Linked DNA regions of Homo sapiens: region 1 is linked to region 2. The links are chromatin loops, found by intact Hi-C in ENCODE. Cell type or tissue: PC-9. All regions are shown on one strand.

The links. Peaks named below come from ENCODE experiments on the same cell type or tissue, not always from the same donor. Only the 100,000 strongest peaks of a DNase experiment are listed, where the experiment ranks them.
Region 1: it touches region 2 in a loop (13-fold over the local background); 50 of 110 quality-filtered maps call a loop at or near these places.

What each region holds. Positions count from the first base shown.
Region 1 is chr1:176,072,238-176,074,737 of GRCh38, forward strand. All of the region lies in intron 11 of COP1 (COP1 E3 ubiquitin ligase), which reads right to left. Among named protein-coding and RNA genes, the nearest start is that of MIR1843, 110 kb to the left of the region's middle. In PC-9, CTCF peaks have their summits at 1,493 (motif pointing left) and 1,692; a DNase peak (open chromatin) is centred at 1,464.
Region 2 is chr1:175,150,946-175,153,445 of GRCh38, forward strand. No RefSeq gene overlaps it. Among named protein-coding and RNA genes, the nearest start is that of KIAA0040, 41 kb to the right of the region's middle. RefSeq lists a silencer at 1,108-1,402. In PC-9, CTCF peaks have their summits at 1,273 (motif pointing right) and 1,472; no DNase peak of the experiment used is centred here; H3K27me3 peaks cover 169 bases.

The sequences.
Region 1 (2,500 bases), 920 kb after region 2:
AAATATGTGGACATATATGGACAAATGCTAGAGTCCTACTTACTCTGGATCCTCTCCCAGCAGGTAAAACAAATTTTCATTCATTCATGCATTCATTTAACAAATATTTACAGACATAGGAATATGCAAGAAATAAGACAGGTAAGGCCCCTGCCTAGATGAATCTCTCAGCCTAAAACACAGCTTTAAAAATAACTGCTTTAAAAGACTGATCCCAGGCAAAATTTGGGAAGGAAATCCCTCCCTCTGCACTCCCATTCATCTCATTTCTCAACCAACCCCAGATGGTCAATAACGCTTAAGACAATAATGGAAATACCTTCTGACAAAAAGGGAAAGTACATTGGCAGTCTTAAAAATCATATCCATTCCTTAGAAAACAAGTCAATAATTATCTAGAGATGTCTTTTTAAGTATAAATTTAAAGCTCACAAGCACTCTACAATAAGGAACATATTAAAAGTTACCCTCAATCTGGATCCACATTTGCTGCAATTATAAATTGAAACTTAGCAAAAATGATCCTTGTAACTATCATAGAAACATAAAGTTTAATTTGAATAGTTTCAAACTATGGTAAAGTGACATCTAAGGTGCAGAATTATACGTCAAAAATTAGTATAAAAAATATTCATTATTTTGACCTCCTTATAGGAATAGGGATACACAGTGTCAGAACCTCAAAAGAATTAATTCCTCTTTTTCTTCTGGGTGTCTCAAAGGAAAAGTGTTTTCTGAAACTTTACAAAGTTTCAATAAATCCTTAAGTGAATAGAAGAGCACTAGAATTCAGGTACGCCTGTATCCAAATCTCAGTTCTGTCTATTATTGGCATTAGGTTTATCTTGGACAAGTTACAAAATTTCTATCTCAGTTTTTTTCATCTGTAAAATGAGGTTAATAGCAATATCTTGCTACCCAGGGTTGATACAAGGATTAAATGAATTAGGGAATTGATGTAAAATATTTATGATGTTGTCTAAAAATGAGTAGGTAACACACTCCACATTACCAGTACAGAGACTATTCTAGCATCAATGAATGCCACCATAGATAACTATTTTCTTCTTAGGAATTTACTAATGCTTGATACAACTCCATTCCAACAGTTTGAACAAACATAAGTAAAAATATTGAAAAACTCTCTAGAGGTAGAATGTTTAACAATTTTTACCATAACAATCTAGTTGTACAAAATTCAAACTCGGAATTCAAAAGACAACCATCACTACTAAGTATATTAAGTTTAAACTATACAGTTTCAAACTATTTCTCTCTGGTGGACACTGAACACCTAATAGAATAAAAAATGCAAAATATGCTATTATTGCTGTGTGTAAAAAGAATGCAATTAACTGTCTTCTTTCCTGTTCCTTGCCATTGCTAACCTAGGACCATCTTCTACTTATGAGAGTGAACTTCACTGTATGTCACCAATTCCGTACCTTGTCTATTGTTTAATAGTCGAGATACTGTCAAAGTAAACAAATGCTGCCACCTTGTGGACTGAAGGGTATGGTCTTAACTCCAAATAAGCAAAGGAAGAAAAATACGTTTCTGGTTCGGCCTTTTCTCTCAGATTATCACTGCAGTAAGTGACCAACATTATGTCATGCAATTTTACAGTAAGAATAATTATCTCTTCTACAAAGTAACAAAATAATGCACCAAATTCAACATTATCTGCCTTCTCAAATACTTGTTTAGGCCTCTTTGTTTGAGACAGAGTCTCATTCTGTTGCCCAGTGCAGTGATCTCAGCTCACTGCAACCTCTGCCCCTTAGGTTCAAGCTATTCTCCTGTCTCAGCATCCCAAGTAGCTGGGATTACAGGCATACGCCACCATGCCTGGCTAATTTTTGTATTTTTAGTAGAGATGGAGATTCACCATGCTGGCCAGGCTGGTCTGGAACTCCTGGCCTCAAGTGATCTGCCTGCCTCGGCCCCGCAAAGTGCTGGGATTACAGGTGTGAGCCACCTCACCTGGCCTCTTTATTCCTCTTTCTGAAAGAAATTAATTAAATTTCCTTTTTTGGGAGGAATTAGAAGGCGTTGAAGTAAATTTATTATCAATGATGTGTTTGAATATAAGAAAGTAAGAAAAGCAAAAAATCAACAGAGCTGTGAGAGTTTTTCACACCTTCATTTCTTTGGCCATATCATCCTTTCTTGCTAGTCTTCATCTCTCATGCCTAAGAAACTTTAAAATTGGAATTTTTTCTTTAAAAAACATTAATTTGGTGTAATTAATAGAAAAAAAACGAATGTAGCATGCAAGACGGCCCAACCAGAGGTATCTTAAAAATTTCTTATATTAGTCTAAATGTTTTAATCTAACCACAATTTGTAAGTATTTCCAAACTAAGATCTTGTTTAGGTCTTCCTAAGAATGTATTTCTGCCTCAGAATGCACAATGTTTTCACATAAATGTCAGTATGATTAGGGTTTATTAGCAATTGTAAAAAATTCAACACTACATTAAATCAAGCTTTAAAAAAG
Region 2 (2,500 bases):
CTTGGCAGCAAGGAAGAGAAAGTGTGGAGTGTGGCATGTCTGAGGGGGGCAAAGTGGTTTCTTACTGGGGTGAGGAGAGCTTGGTGGGGAGCCAGGCTGGTGAGATGAGTGGGGATTCTTCCTTTGCCAGGCCAGTACTGAGGTTCTCAGCGCTCACTACCTGTCGGCGGCGGCAGGGGGCCTCCATGGGTACAGAAGCTCCACTCCCCTCAACGGGCTCTGCTCCAGTGGGTATCAGGTGAGTTCTGTGCACCTGAGCTTCCTAAAGTGCCCCCAAGGATTCCAACATAGACCACGCTTGAGAGCCACTGCTCAGATGAAAGCATGTGGAAAGTGGGGAACACACAGGTTTTTAAACCTGAGAGTGACAAGGTCAGATGTATATTTCGGAAATATCAGTCTGGTGATAGGATAGACAACAGGGCTGGGGGTGTTGAGGGAAGTTTTGGAGGAAGGATAGGGACTCACAGGCAAGTTGAGTGCTATTGTGATAGTTCAGGCAAGCGGTCATAACTTCCTTGGCCTGTGGCAGAAATGGTGGAGAAGGGGAGGAGGGTCTAGATTAGTGAGATATCCAGGAAGAAGGAATGGTGGGCTTTGAGGAGGATGGGTGGTACAGGCAAGAGATGGGTCGTTTCATGTCAGAGCTTAGAGCTGGTTGTTCCTGACAGTGGCTTCCTCTGGGAATAGGGTCCCAGAGTTTATGTTTGTCAAATGAGATCAAAAGCTCTGCGTTTAAAATTTGAATTCTCAGGGATTTAAAGATGATTAAAGCCAGGAAATGCTGAAGGAGCTGAGGAGAAAGATAGAAAATGCCTCCAGAAATTGTGATTGAGGAAGGAAAAAGGCCAGGTGTGGTGTGTGAGGAGATGTGGACAGGGGACATGCAGATGAAGGGATGGCATGGCAGAAGGAAAAACAAGTATAACAGCGAGAAACTCTTGGTGAAATTTAGCCAGTTGATGGAAAAGGCCCTCCACTAATCCCAGCTACGCCGGAGGCTGAGGCAGGAGAATGCTTGAACCCAGGAGGCAGAGGTTGCAGTGAGCCGAGATTGAGCCATTGCACTCCAGCCTGGGCAACAAGAGCGAAGCTCCGTCTCAAAAAAAAAAAAAAAAAAAAAGAAATTCCAAGTCATTACCTCAAGCGCTTCGCTAGGGTGGTGGAGGGGATCAGGAGGGAGTTCATGTCAATACGGAGCTGATCAATACGGTTGGGACCGCAGCTTAGTGCAAGAGGTTTGCTATATTCAGCCTGGCCAGGAGATGGCAGTGTTGTCCTGTCGGGAGCCTCTCATTTCAGCGCCACTTCTCTCTTCTATAAAGGGGAGTTCTGGGGGCTAGGTCCCCACTTTTCTCTTTTCCTGGGTGATGCTATCTGGAGAGTCAGTCGGTGAGGCCCAGCTTAACATTGGGCCTGCACTTGGTGGTTTCTTAGGCAGCGTTCTTGCTGGACAAATGCGCAAAAAATAACTGGGAACAACCTTGAGGAGATTGCTTGGTGAGATTGGACTCTATCCCCAGACCCGGCGCACTGGGCTGCTGGGGAGGAAAGGCGGATAGAGGTTGTCAGCCTGATGAAAGGTGAAGGGGGGCACCCCTGGGAGAGATTTCAGGCAGCTCCTAATTTGCAAATGAATTCACTTCTCCAATTCCTTCTGTCAGTTGGCTGTTTCTGTGGGTGAAATTATTTGAGTTCCAATTATAATGTTATATAAAGAAGGTAGGTTCTCAGGTTAGCCCATAAAACTCTGTTTACTCTACAATATAGATGAGTTGCAGTGTATGTATAATGAAAAATAGGAAACAACAGTATTGCGGTACTGTAATTTAAATAAAAGAAAGAAACAAAATGGAATGGAAACAGTTCTTTATTTTGGTAAGTGAAGAAAATTAGGTTGAATTAGAGAAGGAGAAGGAGGCAGATGAGGCTTGCTGTGGGACATATAAAGGAGGCATTTGGGCACTTTAAAGGCTTATGGGAAGACCCTTGATTGTGTTCTGTAAGTTTCCAACTCAAGGGAGGGGCGTCTACAAGTTCAACAGTCTTTGAGGAGCCAAGATCAGATTGGCCTGGATCTCGATGCCTGGTGTGCAGAAGGAACACTGGGGTAGGAGTCTGAAGACTTGGGTTTCTATTCCAGTTTTGGGTAAACTGGCTTACCTTCTCTGGGCCTCATTTTCTTCATTTATAAAGTGAGAATCAAGTGAAATAATGAAAGTGGTTTTTATGTACGAAGGCACTCTGGAATGGTAAAATAGTGGGCTTGGATCTTCAGTCTTCATATTTTCATTTAAAACTTTTTCTTTTTTTCTTTTTTTTCTTTTGATAGAGATGTCTCTTTAGCAGCTCTAAAACATATTTGCTATGAATAGCCACCAACAGGATTATTATGGGTTGCAAATGGAAGAAAGAGAAAGGGAAGAGTAAAAGAGAAAGGGAAGAGTAAAAGAGAAAGGTTCATAAAGGTTAGTGAGAATCTGTATACACTGCAGAAACA